Regions from separate parts of the Homo sapiens genome. Here region 2 is linked to region 1. Evidence: chromatin loops called from intact Hi-C (ENCODE). Cell type or tissue: tibial artery. All regions are shown on one strand.

Region 1 (8,000 bases):
TTCTTGGGGCTGGCCAGGCCTTGGGGAAATAACTCAAGCTACCCAGACTTCAGTGTCATGGATGTCTACTTACATTGTAACTTTCCCCCTTCTTCTCGCCCCCTCACCCATCCCCCTCCTTCTCCCACACTCACCCATCCCCCTCCTTCTCCCACACTCACCCATCCCCCTTCTTCTCCCACCCTCACCCATCCCCCTCCTTCTCCCACCCTCACCCATCCCCCTCCTTCTCCCACCCTCACCCATCCCCCTCCTTCTCCCACCCTCGCCCATCCCCCTTCTTCTCCCACCCTCACCCAAACAACTTGCCACTGTGAACCCCCAACATTTGAGACAGGCCTCAGTTAATTTAGAAAGTTCATTTTGCCAAGGTTGAGGACACACCTGTGACAGCCTCAGGAGGTCCTGATGACCTGTGCTGAAGGTGGTCGGGCATAGCTTGGTTTTACACATTTTAGGGAGACATGAGATATCAATCAATATATGTGAGCAGTACATTGGTTCTGTCCAGAAAGGCAGGGACAACTCAAAGTAGGGAGGGGGCTTCCAGGTCACAAACAGTTGCATTCTTTTGAATTTCTGATAAGCCTTCCGAAGGAGGCAATCAGAGTATGCATCTATCTCAGTGAGCAGAGGGATGACTGAATAGAATGAGAGGCAGATTTGCCCTGAGCAGCTCCCAGCTGGAATTTTCCCTTTAGCTCAGTGATTTTGGGGGCCCACGATATGTTCCTTTTGTGCCACTTGTTTTGGGACTGTCCTCACTCCCCTGCCACTCCTGATTCTATGCACGTGGCCTTGGTGAGACTGCTGGGCTTCCCCTGCATCCCACCTCCCAGCCCATAGCTGGCAGGTCCGGGATGGCCTCTCCTGGGACTTTCTGAAGCAGAGCCAAAGAGGAGCCCATCCCTGACACGCAGGCTGTGAGGCCACTGTGCAGCCTTGTTCCTGGCCCACCAAGGAAGCCAGCTGCACCGCGTGGAGGGAGCTGACGTGCAGAGAGGAGATCCTCGTGGGGTCAAGGCCTGACCCAGCTATCCTTGAAGGCAGCTGCATCTCTGGCCTTCTTATATCTGGCTGAACAATCCCCACCCATTTTTTTTTTTTTTTTGATTCCAGAGGTTGTTAAATTTCCTTTATGCCTAAACTTGCTTGAGTTGTGTTTCTGACACTAGATGCTAAAAAAGTCTGACAGCCGCATAGCCTTGGGTTCTGGAAGGCAAGCCACAGAAACCTGTCCATGTGGCTACTGTGTGTTACAGCCTTTAAGGCCTTCCCCCAGCTCCCCTGAAGCTGGAGTCCCGGGGCAAGGGCACCCACCAATTATGGGTTGAAATGTGTCCCTTAAAATTTCATATGTTGAAGTCCTAACCCCCAGTACCTCAGAATGTGACCTTATTTGGAGATAGGGTCTTTATAGAGGCAATCAAATTCCAATGTGGTCATTAGGGTGGGCCCTAAGCCAGTATGACTGTGTCCTTTTCAAAAGGGGAAATGTGGATGCGGAGACAGACATGCATGCAGGGAGAAGGCCCTGTGAAGATGGAGGCAGAAGTCGAGGTGATGCTTCTGCACACCAACGAGCACCAAAGGTTGCCAGCAGCTGCCAGAAGCAGGGAGAGAGGCCAAGAACAGCTTCTCTCTCCGTGCCCTCGGAAGGAACCAGCCCCTGGGCACCTTCATCTCGGAATTCCAGCTTCCACAGCTGTATCTAAGTCTTCCTGGGTGTGGTTCCTTGTTATGGCAGCCCTGGGGAAGAACATGGTGCCATCCCCGTCACGTGGGCACTGAGAGCACCATCATGGCCAGGGAGGCCAGCCCTTCCTTCTGTGGCCATGGGAAGACCGTACTCTGTGGGCCGTGCTGTGACTGGGCTGGTGACCCTCGTGGGCCGTGGCTGTGACTGGGCTGGTGACCCCCAGGCTCCACACATGTGCACATCAGCTTCCTCTAGAGCCATCTTCCATGATCTGATTCAAACGCTGGACTTCTCTTCTACTAGACCAGAGCCTCGAGGCCAACTAATCTTCAACGAAACTGAAAAAATGATTTCCAGCAACTGAGCTACTCTCACAAGTATAGAGGATTGAGTAGGATTGGGCATCAAGCATAAATATGGATTTGAGATGTCCTTTTGGAATAGCACAACTCATATGGTATCACTGCCTCAGGGGCTGGTCTCTTGGGATTCCTGGATCCCCACATTTTGGACTCATTGCGCTACTGAAGTGAGAGGATGGAGAGGACTTGGAGATCACCTGTGTCCCTCATCTTACCAATCACTGGGGTCCTGGGCTCTGACTGGCCTGAGGTCCTTCTGCCATCACAGAGCAAAACAATTCACTTGGCAGCTTCTGCTCCTCCCATGTCCCAAGGACCCCCTGCCCAGGGTTGGGGCCCATTGAGGCATCCAGTCACCAGCTCAGACTGAGACCCTTTCCTGTAAGGCTTCATGCAGATACCCCTCATATCTGTGGGGTCAAACCCCTCAGCTCCAAATCTCTGAGCCTCTGAATGCATAATCTGGTTGTGCGTTTTGGTTAGATTGATCAAAGCACAGCAGGACTCACCTTTAAGTTCTCAGGTGACAGCAGCATTATCAAAGCCCTTCTTGGGTTTATTTCTATTTCTAGTTCCTAGGGAAGAGAAAAAAAAAAAGGGGATGATATATAACACTGAACAAGCATTTACTTACGTAATCTCATTTAATCCTCACAGCCAGCCCACTGTATTAGTTGCCCAGAGATGCTGTAACCAAGTACCATAGACTAGGTGGTGTAGTAACAGAAATTTACTCTCCCACAGCTCTGGAGGCCAGAAGTCCAAAATCAAGGTGTCCTCAGGGCCATTCTCCCTCTGAAGACTCTAGGGGAGGGTCCATCCTGCTTCCTCCAGCCTCTGGAGAGGTGGTTGTTGGCAATCCTCTCTGTTCCTTGATATGTGGGTACATTACTCCAATCGCTGCCTCTGTCCTCGCCTGGCCTCTGCATGTGTATCTCTCTGTGTCCCACCTCTTCCCATAAGAACACCCGGCACTGGACTTAGGGCCCATCCAAATCCAGTATGATCTATCTTCATTCACACATTAATGATATCTGCAATGATTGTATTTCCACATAAGGTCACATTTACATATCTTTTTGGGGGGATGCAGCAAACTTCCAACACTTACCTTGATTTTATAGATGACCAGGTCAATATTTAGAGCAGCTAAGTCATCTTTCAGGTTTTAGTTTGTGTTGGGGATGCAAAATTTCTCCTCAGCCCTTTTAGAGTTGCTAGATGAGCCCAGTGAATCCACTGACAGAGACAGCTTCAGAGGAGAAAAGTAGGCAGATTTTATTAAGTAATTTTTGTATAGACATGGGAGCCCTCACAAGAAAAACGAAGACCCAAAGAAGGAGTTGGGGCCACGAACTTATGCACTAGGTTGAACAAAGTGTCATAAATTGTGGAAACATGACAAGACAAAGGGGCTTGGGTAGGGCAGTCAGTTGGGGGCAAATGACCAGGAAGGTAAGTGTTGGCTTCACAAGGTTTGTTTGTAGAGCACCCTGGGCTTTGACTCTGATGACAAGGATCTCTTCCTTTCTCCTGGTGGAGGGGGGGCATCTTTCACACAGGGTTTCATCTCTTGCTTACAGGAAGAAAAAGGAAAGTCAGGGTCTCCTTCTTGCACCTGCTGGTTTTCAAGTGCCCTGAGCTCAGAATAATCCTTACGCCAAAGCGGCATGTGTTGGGGCGGCCTATTCTACTGCCCTTCATTTTTAAGAGGGCAGAGTCAGGGTTCACAGCCGATTCTGTTAGAGTCGGAGCCTGTGTCCCTTCTTCAGGGCTATGCAGCCCACCTGGGGCCACTGGCATGACCCCTCCTGCACCACTGTCATTCACCTTTAGTCGTGCAGAGCGTGAGTCAAAGTCCCTCCCAGGCGGCTTAGGGCAGCACCCGCAGTGTTGGAATGGAAGCGCCAATGCATCCTCCCTCCATGAGAGCAATGCCCGAGTGGGAATCCTGGCTGGGGAGTGCAGCTCTCCCCACGTGGCCCTGGGCGCTTCCCACGGGGGCTGAGGGGAAAGACGGACTCTGCAAACCACAGTCCAGCCAGGGCCACAAAAGGAGAAGGGGCGCTTCAGACCCCGTGTGCGTTCAGAAGCAGAACAAACAGGACACAAGTCGTGGCGTTGCCGCTCTGTCTCCTGCCCAGATATTCCAGTGGACACACAGGGAGATTTTATGTCCTTTGAACAGAAAGAGAAGCTGTTTGAGGAAATAAAAGAAGAAAAGGAGATTGTGAAATCTAAGAGTCTTTTATTTTCCTGTGTGCGATGTTTGGCAAAGTAGGAGAGGAGCATGAAGAAGGGCCCCTATGTGACTTATGTTAGAAATGTCTTAGTCAAACGGGTCCGCGGAGTCGTCCTTCTCAGGTGCCCTCCCGGGAAAGCTGGCAGCAAAATTATTTTTATCCCAAATAACTAAGGAAGCCGAGGTTTTGTGATTGGCTTCCCACCTCCTTTTCTGTTCTTTGTGGTAGTCATCTGAGCAACTTACACACACTGCATCACAGTTTTCCTCTCCCATGAACTGAAAAACATTTAATTTTTATTTTTTTCCCATGGATTTTGGCTAAATCAAGCACTCTTCACACCAGGCACATAAGAAGAAAATAAGGAAGCTGATCCATTGGAGTTTAGTGAATGAAGAAATCGTGCCTTCTGTCCATGCCCCACACTCCCAGCCCCCCGCCCACAACGGAGAACACACAAGCACCAGTGCCCCACACCACCCAGGGTAGAATGTGGCCATCGCAGGATGAGAGGCTCCTGTGGGAAGGAGAGCCCGAGGAGGCTGGGTGGAGCTGCACCTCGTTAGCCTTCATCTGGACAGTTTCTAAGGGACTCCCTCCTTGGGCCCATCCTGCCTGGCTCACGTCTCCTCTTCCCAAGGACGGGGCTTCGCTCCTTCATAGTCTGGCTGGGAAGTGAGAGAGCCATAACCCCATGGACACAACCTGAGACTTGATTGTTGGGAGACAAGATGATTTTACAGAAACATGTTTTATTTTTTTTCAAATGACTTTGTTGCAAAGTCCCCGCTTTTTTTTTCAAGAGATGGGGTCTCACCCTGTCACCGAGGCTGGAGTGCAGTGGCACCATCATAGCTCACTGCAGTCTCAACTCCTGGGCTCAAGCCATCCTCCTGTCTCAGCCTCCAGAGTAGCTGGGACTACAGGTGCCTGTGACACCAGGCCCAGCTAATTTTTAGTTTTTTTTGTAGAGATAGGGTTGCTAATTTTTAATTTTTTTGTAGAGATAGGGTCTTGCTATGTTGCCCAGGCTGGTCTTGAACCCCTGGCCTCAAGCAGTCCTCCCTCCTGGGCCTCCCAAAGTTCTGGGGTTACAGGTGTGAGCCACCGCACCTGGCCCAATTTATTAATTGCCCCCAACATATCACGGGCATGACGTTTTCCTCTTTCCCAGGGAGAAGATGATGATAATAACAGTTGCTAACACTCTCTGAGCTATATGCCAGGTACCATTATGAGTGCTGTGTATCCAGTAACTCGTTTTTATCCTTGAAAAAGGATTTTGAGGAAAGGAGTGTACGTGTCCGTGTCCTTGTTTCACAGATGAGAAAACAGCTACAAAGAGATTCAGTTACTTATTTAAAGTCTCATAGTTAATAAGGACTCCAAGCTTCAAGCTCTTCACCTCCACTAGGCTGCTGATGTAGCAAACTTCCCAATTTTTCTTATCCTTATCACCCAAGGTATAATAATTTCAAATGAACTTTTAGAAAGTGTCTACAGTCTTGGGTTTTCCAGTAGTTTCTGGCATGGCTTGTTAACCCGCTGGCCATCACTCGTAACCTCCCCACCCCTGACCTGGGCTTTGAAAGCGTTTTCTTCCTCCTTTGCACTGTGGCCTGAGAAGCCTCCCTCCAGCAGTTCACCCGGACCTCAGGTCCATCCTGTCCCCACCTCCAGCTCCCTTACCCAGACCTCAGGCCCATCCTGTCCCCACCTCCAGCTCCCTCACCCGGACCTCAGGTCCATCCTGTCCCCACCTCCAGCACCCGGACCTCAGGTCCATCCTATCCCCACCTCCAGCTCCCTGTCAGAGCGCTGCTAAGTCCTGGGGCCTATTGCCATCTCATAGGCAGTCTGAGTACTTCATGGAAGCCCTATTGTCTTCCATTTCCGACCCTGTCCCATCTTGGCAGGATCTGTTGGCCAGATGATGCTGGCCTCCCATGTTGTACACCCAGGAGCCACTTCCTGCCATGCCCAGCCACTGTGACTGAGTCTGCTCTCCCCTGAGCCACCAGGGCACCTGAGCAACATCCGGACACCTGAGGCCTCAGGGCACCACAGCTGTGCTGGGTGCAGTGCGTCTGTGCCACCTCTGTTGTCTGAGCACTGAGGGGCACAGGGCACAGCCCATCTGCATGGACATGCTGCTCCCTAGGACTTAGGATTTGGATGTAAGGACCAGGACCTGGAGGTGGCTCTTGGAGCTGGCCATGTCATCCAAGTGGACCCTCCTTTGGGGATACCCTCATTCTCTGTTTGCCCTCTCTTCCTGCTCATCCTCTTCTAGCTCTGAGTCCCATCAACAGCTCCTGTTCCAACCTCGTGCCCTTCTGCCTGAAGCCTGAGCAGTGGAGCCAGGCCCCACCATGGCCTGACCTGCAGGCTCTGGCATTGTCCCAGCGCACTGTGTCCGGGAGCTGGACGTCCCCACCTGGCATGGCCCCAGTGGCTGAGCATGGGCTTGCCCCCACCCACAACCTGATTGCTCTCTTTCCCTCTGCCTCAACCCTGGGCAGGGACCAGGGGGACTGAACCACTGCCCCCGCCCCGGCCGAGCCTCCTCAGCCCCCTGGCTCTGACTGCTGCAGGCAAAGCTAGGATGCATGTTGCCCAGGGTTTACAGGTCATTCTCTGCATCCAGCTGACTTATGCCACTGGCTTACAATCCCGGGAAACTCCTGGGGGTGGTGGTGCCGAGCCTAGGTTCCCCTGGGCTCAGGGAAGCTGGGTTAATCTCCGGTGAGCTCCATGCCCAGGGCATGGGGAAGTGGCACAGAGAGCAGCCTCTGGATCGTTGGCCTGGTAGGGATTTCCGGGTTCATGTTCTGCCCTTTGTTTAATGTCCCTTTCAGCTCTCCAGTTATGCAAAACAGAGGAGCCATACCCCACTTCACAGAAACAGGAGGCCCACAGGCATGCACCAGGAGAGCTTCCTGCCCTACTGGCTTCTCCAAGTGGGAGGGGAGGAGCATTTCCGGGACCAGGCTATATACAATGTGGCTTTTGGAGAAAATACATTTAAAAAACTCTTTCTCAAATTAAAATATATCTTTTAAAGTGTTTTTTCTTTTTTTTTAGACAGAGTCTCCCTCTGTCACCCAGGCTGGAGTGCAATGGTGTGAACTCGGCTCAGTGCAAGCTCTGCCTCCCAGGTTAATGCCATTCTCCTGTCTCAGCCTCCCGAGTAGCTGGGACTACAGGTGCCCGCCACTGCTCCTGGCTAACTTTTTGTATTTTTTTTTTTTTTTAGTAGAGACAGGGTTTCACCGTGTTAGCCAGGATGGTCTTGATCTCCTGACCTCATGATCCGCCTACCTCGGCCTCCCAGAGTGCTGGGATTACAGGAGTGAAAGGGTTTTAGCAAATTAAGCTTCTTATGGGGGAAAAACATCAGGGGAATGTTTCATAGTCCCTTTGAGATTTCTAATGCACTTAGGTCTTGGGGATTTTGTACTCACTTTCTTTTTGCTTTTTTCTCTGATAAATCCAGTGATGAACAAAATATTCCCTTTGGGAGAGAGTGGGAATGATTTCAAACTTCCAACATTTCAAGTAATAAACACTTTAAGAGTATATCAATTGCTTCACTTTTCCCATTAAATGCATGTTACTTTACATACTGGCCATATCCCTTTTGTGCAAAATACAACACAAGTTTAGCTGAATTCTCTCCCTCCCCCAAAGAGTGAA
Region 2 (8,000 bases), 280 kb before region 1:
CGCAAGACTGGGGAGGCCTCAGGAAACTGACAACCATGGTGGAAGGTGAAGGGGAAGCAAGCACATTTTACCATGGTGGAGCAGGAGAGAAAAGGAGAGTGCCACACACTTTCACACCACCACATCTCATGAGAACACACTCAACGTTACCAGAACGGCAACAGGGATATCCGCCCCCGTGATCCAATCACCTCACACCAGACCGCTCGCCTGATACATGGGGATTGCAGTACCGGATGAGATTTGGGTGGGGGCAGAGACTCAAACCATATCAGCCATCTTCCCTCTGTGTATGTCTGTGTCTATGGCCTAGTAAGAAGGACACCAGTCATTGGATAGGGCCCATCCTAATCCAGGGGACCTCCTTTTACTTTTTTTTTCTTTTGAGACAAGTCTCTCTCCGTCACCCAGGCTGGAGGGCAATGGTATGATCTCAGCTCACTGCAACCTCTGTCTCCCGAGTTCAAGTGATTCTCATGCCTCGGCCTCCTGAGTAGCTGGGACTACAGGCACCCACCACCATGCCTGGCTGGTTTTTGTATTTTTAGTCGAGTGGTTTCACCATGTTGCCCAGGCTGGTCTGGAACTCCTGACCTCAAGTGATCCGCCCACCTCAGCCTCCCAAAGTGCTGGGATTATAGGCGTGAGTCACCGCGCCCAACCCCTTTTAACTTTTTTAAAAAACGTAATTTTTTTTTTTTTTTGGTAGAGGCAGGGTCTGCCTGTGTCGCTCAGGCTGGTCTCAAACTCCTGGGCTCCAGTGATCCTCCCACCTCAGCTTCCTAAAGTGCCAGACTGCAGGCGTGAGCCACTGCGCCTGGCCTGACCTCCTCTTAACTGGATGGCATCTGCGACGACCCCATTTCCAAATAAGCCACATGCATATATTCCAGGTGGGCATGACTTTTGTGGAGACACTATTTGACCAGGACAGATCTATACTTATTTAAATATGACTGACATGATTTTCATCTGAAATGGCTTCCACATTCAAACACTTCTCTTATTTGCACAGCTGCCATTCTCTGGGCCTTTCTCTCCTTGTGTCTCAGCTGCGGCACCCAGTGTGCTAGTCCAGTGCGTCCCTCCCGTCACTCACCACCAGTCCATCCTACTGTATGGGTGGGAGACAGAATACCGGCTTGCCTGGCTACGCACCTGCTGCATGCAGGGGGCTGCAGAAGCGCCTTATGTGTGTTAGAGAATTTAAGCCCCAATGCTTTATCTGCAAAACACGATTTAATTTTTTTATAACTATACTTGATTGTTATCTCAAAGGCCCAGGTCTATCTGATGTAGAAACTAATAGAATCCTTTCCAGATAGAGGCACTCACTCCAGTGAATTTTCTTAGTTCCCATGGGACCTTAGTCGTAGTTAGAATTCATGTCCCTCCCCTCGCCTCCTGTTTTCCCCTCTGCCCCAGGTTGATGTGAAGCTCATGGCTGATGCCAGTGCTGCTGTCTATGGACAGCAGGTGTCTTTTCAATTTGTGTGTCCCCAGCCGCAGGGGGTACGAGTTCTGGCCTAAGTGACAGCAACAGGATAGATGAAGGACTGCAGGGACCAAGTGACCCCTGGATTCCTGCTTCACTTCATCCTGCCACAGTCTCCCACCTAGTAAGTTGTGTGTCCCTGCAGAGAGCATTTATGAGCACAGAAAGTGGGAATGTGCTCTCTGCCCAGAATCTGTTTCTCTAGAATAATGGCTTGTACATGTGGGACAGTACAACACCCCACAGGTAGTAACTTTTGTACCTAACAAATAACCGTGTGTTTTCCAATTCCTAGCCCAGGAAGATGCTTTGAGAATGAGATTGAAAGCAGGTTGGGGAGGGTAAGGCAGCTTCTTCCTTGCTCTCTGTTGATCTTTAGTCTTGTCCCCCCACCCCACCCACCCACCCACCCAGCCTTTACTGCAGGACAGGCTCCTTTAGGGTCGGGACCAGGCCTAACATATTTCCTGAACCTCCCTGGGTTAGACTTTCAAGCAGCCAGGAACAGAGTAGCACACAGGTTGCTAAGGCTACCGGGGCTTACCAGGGAAGAGCTTCTCACGGTGAACTGGGAGAACACGCTGCGTGGGACGGCCAGCCCCCCTCTGATGACCGGCAGCTGCAGAGGCGTCCACACCATGGGATGGTCAGCCCCCCTCTGATGACCGGCAGCTGCCGAGGCGTCCACACCACCCGGCCTTTGTTCCCTGCTGTCTGTCATTCTGCTGCTTCCAGTTTCTACTTGGATACTTTGTTTCCCACATCTCAGGTTGAAATTTCTCAAAAGAGAGCCTGTGATTCATTTAGCAAGTTATCATTAGAACTAAACTTCCCCAGCTGGGCAGGATGCTCACTCCAGGCTCCCTCCAGGCCACCAGAGCCACTGGCCCAATCCCACATGCTGATGGCTGCCTTTGGGTCTGGTGCCCACCTGGCAGAACCGCACAGCACACAGTGCAGCCATCTGTGCTTGGGGACCCCCTAGAGCAGTGTGGGCATGGAGGGCCTTCTGGGACTTGTCCCAGGACACGGGCTGCACAGCTGGCACACCCCACAGGGCCTGTGGGACAGCCCAGCTCACTGGACACATGGCAGGACAGGCCTTTTGGCCATTTTCACTGGCTCACTAGGGAAAGTGCGGGAAAGAAGCAAGCAGCAGGAGGCAGAAGGTTCCCGTGCCTTCTTTCCCCACAGTTTTGGGATCAGGTTGGGACTCTCTCTCTGCATTGTAAAAACAGAGCTATTTTTATCCTTAAGTTAAAAGCTGCCGCTGGACTCAGTGCATGCTTCTTGATTCCATGGTCCCCAGGCAGCATTTTTATCCAAGAATCTAGAGGGGCCAACCTGGGCAGAGAAGTTCAAGTAGGCAGTTAAGAAGATGCAAACAAGCATACAGAATTAAGCCCTTAAAGTCTTGTAAATCACTACTTTGAAGGAACTCCAATTATTCCCATGACTACCCTCCACCCAAAACAGCAGCAGCAGCAGCAAAACCTAGTCTAAACATTTTCTATGAGTACTTCTTGCTCTCTGGTTCAGAACAATTATATAATACCTTAACTCTAAGTATGTTAAAGAAAGTTAATTTAATGAATTCAAAAAATTGGCTGCAATCTCCTCCAATTCAGTGAAATCTTTCTGCACTATGCCACAGATTTTCACATTCAAAAAGCTCAAAAGAGCTTCAAAACATAAGGCATCGCTTTTTCCACTAGTACTTACAGGCTTTTTACAAAGGTCAATAAAAACATCATGGAGGCCGGGCGCGGTGGCTCACGCCTGTAATCCCAGCACTTTGGGAGGCCGAGGCGGGTGGATCATGAGGTCAGGAGATCGAGACCATCCTGGCTAACAAGGTGAAACCCCGTCTCTACTAAAAATACAAAAAATTAGCCGGGCGCGGTGGCGGGCGCCTGTAGTCCCAGCTACTCGGGAGGCTGAGGCAGGAGAATGGCGTGAACCCGGGGAAGCGGAGCTTGCAGTGAGCCGAGATTGCGCCACTGCAGTCCGCAGTCTGGCCTGGGCGACAGAGCGAGACTCCGTCTCAAAAAAAAAAAAAAAAAAAAAAAAAAAAAAAAAAAAAAAAAACATCATGGAATGAGAGTAAATCTCAATGTGGCTGTGGTTAGTGGTTAGATCTGTCGTTCTGGTTTTTTGTCCTGTGCTGTCATGTCTGCGCCTTCCGGACAGTATGTTCTCTGTTTTACTGCCGTTATTTTTAGCCATACATATATTTTTTTTACTAGAGATAGAGTTTGGCTGCCATGTGTCTGAATAGGAGTCTTGTGATCAGCTTAACACTGCGTTTTTCTTTTTTAACGTTTGTCTTTTAGAGATGCATTACTGTTGATGTGTTAGTGTGGCACATAGATTTTCAAAATATGACATTTTGAAAGACTGTTCTGAAATATCACTGTACGTCATGCCAGCACAAAGCACCAGCCAACACCGAACTTTGACCTCAAATACTGAACTAGCCACATGCCTGGCTCCATATGAATTTGAAGAGTAAGTGAATAAATGAATGGGTGGATGAAGCTATTCTTTCTTTGCTTCTTTCCTTCTCTGCTTCAGATCTTCCTCTCAAGCAGGTTTATAGCTGCAGGAAAGTTACCATGCTTTCTCTTCCCCCAACTCTTCCCACACTGGCAAGCAGAATTATATATATACAGTGAGAGTACATATATAAAATATGTATTGGCCAGGTGGAGTGGCTCACGCCTATAATCCCAGCACTTTGGGAGGTCAAGGCAGGCAGATCACCTGAGGTCGGAAGTTCAAGACCAGCCTAACCAACATGGAGAAACCCATCTCTACTAAAAATACAAAACTAGCTGGGTGTGGTGGTGCATGCCTGTAATCCCAGCCACTCGGGAGGCTGAGGCAGGAGAATCACTTGAATCTGGAAGGTGGAGGTTGCAGTGAGCTGAGATCATGCCGTTGCACTCCAGCCTGGGCAACAAGAGTGAAACTCCATCTCAAAATATATATATATATATATATATATATATGTATTATCTATGTGTATATGTACACATATGTGTATTTATATATATTTATGTAGACTATAAAGGTTTGAGACTCAAGATTATAGTTACTTATAATCTGAGACTGCACATCTGAATAAATGCATAAAACTACTTTTGCAGGTTATAAGTGCCTATAGGCAATCTAATTCTATCCAAGGCAAAAAATAAGTATAATCCCTGACCCCAGCAAAACTGCAACACAGTCCAAAATTTCTGCCATATGTACAGTCCTTGGACATAAGGAAAGAAAGCCCCTTCCTCGATTCATGTACAGGTTTTGAGATGCTGGACCAATCGCCAGCTGGGTGTGACAGCTGTTTAAATAGCCTTCACATGGTTCTACGTTTTCAGGTATACTTGAATTGAATCTTTAGATCGTATATGAAACTAAATTATGGTAACTTCCCTTGAGGTTTCTTGCAGTCATTAAATCGAAGAAAAATGCAGAAACGCCCTTTAAAAAATACCGTTCAGTCCAGGTGTGGTGGCTCATGCCTGTAATCCCAGCACTTTGGGAGGCCTAGGTGGGTGGATCACCTGAGGTCAGGAGTTCGAGGCCAGCCTGACCAATATGGTGAAACCCCGCCTCTACTAAAAATACAAAAATTAGCTGGGGTGGTGGCGCACATCTTTAGTCTCAGCTACTCAGGAGGCTGAGACAGGAGAATTGCTTGAATGCGGGAGGTAGAGGTTTCAATGAGCCAAGATCCTGCCACTGCACTCCAGCTTGGGTGACAGAGCGAGACTCCGTCTCAAAAAAAAAAAAAAAAAAGAAACAGTACCGTTCAAAAATTGTAATGCTTAGCAGTTCACAAAGTACGTTTCATTATTCATTTCATTCTTCGATCCTCAGAGCAAACCTCGAGGCTATATTTTTTCCTCTGTAATCTGCCACCTTTCTAGTTACTTTCATTTAACCTGCATGTGTGGCAAGCTGAGGGTGGTGGCTGAGAAGAGGGGCTGTCTTGTCTACATTTGTGAAAACATCCTTGTTAGGCTTTCCAAAACCCTGAAAGGTGACTGGACTCATGCATTTTTGTCTTTTATTGAAAAAAAAAAGACGCTCAACATAAAAAAGTTAACTTTGGCAGAATTTCCAAAATATAGTTTAATTCTCAAAATGTAGTTTAATTTCCATTTGGCATTTCTAAGCACGGCTTCACAAAGTCCCCCATTTTTTGTATTTCAAAGAGAAAACCGTGAACTTCTTGTTGGGAGAAATGGTAGCACTCCACTTGTGGTTAGAGGTTCATGTACCTGAATACATGAAGAGAGAATTTATGTCATGCTGCGGCCCATCACACGAAAGGAGACTTCAGGAAACACACAGGTCGGAAGCGGGCAGCTGCCCCATGAGCAGCACAAGGGGAGCTTTGAGAATCCCGGGCTCTCACACGGATGCCCACGCTGGGAAGGTCTGAGATGGCCGGTGGCCGAGTTTACTTATTGGGTTCTGTTTTCATGTATGCATTGTATTATGACAATAGCTTGAATAAAATGATTTATTTTTATCATAATCATTTGCATCTATTCTACTCTACTAATGTATTTTCATTACCATGCCGTTGTGAGCTTCAAGCTAATTTTGAAACTTTGCAACTAATCATGCTGATTGACAGGTTTGTCACCTTCTACAAGGTGACAAACTGTCAGGATTCATCTGTGAGCCTGGGGTGAGCCTTCTGGATTTATGTCATCCCTAGATACTGCAAGAATGCCATTATTCATTTCCCATTTATTTTTTTAAAAATCCAAATATTTGAAGGTTATATTCACTAATTAATCAGGAAAAAACCTTTGTTTTATGTTGAATCTTGCTTGTCCTCACTCCTCGTATTGCATGGATTATGTAGAAAAGAACTGAATGCTGGATTTAATTATAAACATACAACACTTGTTGCAGCTTACTTCAGATTTAAAATAAAGGGACTAAAACATAATAAAAATATATATGTGTTCACCCAAAATTATACTCATTAATCAATAACTCGTAGTAGATTTCTGCCAAAGCATCTCTGTTGTACTTACTGTTTCACGATTTTTTATATCATCACTATTTCTAAGCCAAGGTGGTTTATTCTTCTGCAAGTAAAGGCAGTTAAGAGATGATGGTTTCAATTTCCCTGTTTTATTTTTAATTAAGTATTATTATTTTTTTTAAACAGGGTCTTACTCTGTCACCCAGGTTGGAGTGCAGTGGTGTGATCTCAGTTCACTGCAGCCTCCATCCCCGGGTTCAAGTGATTCTCCTGCCTCTGCCTTCTGAGTAGCTGGGAGTACAGGCATGTGCCACCATGGCTAGCTTATTTTTGTATTTTTAGTAGAGAAGAGGTTTTGCCATGTTGGCCAGGCTGGTCTCAAACTCCTGACCTCAAGTGATCTGCCTGCGTCAGCCTCCCAGAGTGCTGGGATTAGAGAGGCATGAGACACTGTGCCCAGCCTAATTTTCCCTTTTTGATGGACTGACTTTCCAGTTACCTTCCATTTTCTTATTTGAGAAGAGAAGGGTATATTTGGGGATTTAAAAACATTCATAATTTCTACACCTTTTATTGGCAGTTTGAAACTATTTTCCCAACTTGCTTTTTATGTGAGAGGAGAAAAAAGCACTAGCCTGTTTCAGAATATAAACAGCTTTAAAACCCTTGATAAGGGCTGGGCGCAGTGGCTCACGCCTGTAATCCCAGCACTTTGGGAGGCCGAGGCACATGGATCACAAGGTCAGGAGATCAAGACCATCCTGGCTAACACGTTGAAACCCTGTCTCTACTAAAAATACAAAAAAATTAGCTGGGCGTGGTGGCGGGCACCTGTAGTCCCAGCTACTCAGGAGGCTGAGACAGGAGAATGGTGTGAACCCGGGAGTTGGAGCTTGCAGTGAGCCAAGATTGCGTCACTGCACTCCAGCCTGGGCGACGGAGCAAGACTCCGTCTAAAAAAAAAAAAAAAAAAAAAAAACCCTTGATAAGCAAAGGGAAATTGAAACCATCAAAAGTTCCTGCAAATATCCAAAGTTCTGTGTGCTTTAGGTGATAGCAGTCTACCCAGGGCCAGAGGAATGGAAGAAAGCAGGAGGCAGGCCAAACGCCAGCCCACGCCCTGTGCCTCATGTGTTACCACACAGAGTCCGCAAGCAGAGACCGGAGATTTTCATTCCTTCTTCGGACATAGCAAAATAACCAAATGCATGAAGAAATGTTCACTTATGTGACTGCATTTTCTGTTTGCATTCAAATACTTGGCACTGTCAGTGCCCAAGTAAGGTTTTCAAAACAATGTTTGGCTCAGAAACATCACTTACCATTAAGTCTGAGTCAAATCAATGTATTACCTTTCCTGGACCCATTTGCTTTAAGGTCTTGCATTTAATTAGGAAATGAAAGCCACGCTGAAAAATCCAGGCATAAACAGGCAAGTTGCAGTGTTTTTCTCTCTCAGTACCTTACAGTCAGCCACACACTGGAGACTTGGTTTAT

Evidence for each region. A loop is a pair of places that touch in the nucleus more often than their neighbours do. Peaks named below come from ENCODE experiments on the same cell type or tissue, not always from the same donor. Only the 100,000 strongest peaks of a DNase experiment are listed, where the experiment ranks them.
Region 2: a loop joins it to region 1, with 2.8 times the contacts of the local background. A loop is called at or near these places in 63 of 110 quality-filtered maps.

The regions. Positions count from the first base shown.
Region 1 is chr18:74,196,983-74,204,982 of GRCh38, reverse strand. No RefSeq gene overlaps it. Among named protein-coding and RNA genes, the nearest start is that of TIMM21, 52 kb to the right of the region's middle. RefSeq lists an enhancer at 6,726-7,382. In tibial artery, no CTCF peak of the experiment used is centred here; DNase peaks (open chromatin) are centred at 1,552, 1,912 and 3,912.
Region 2 is chr18:74,480,786-74,488,785 of GRCh38, reverse strand. No RefSeq gene overlaps it. Among named protein-coding and RNA genes, the nearest start is that of CNDP2, 12 kb to the left of the region's middle. In tibial artery, no CTCF peak of the experiment used is centred here; no DNase peak of the experiment used is centred here; H3K27ac peaks cover 1,926 bases; H3K27me3 peaks cover 264 bases.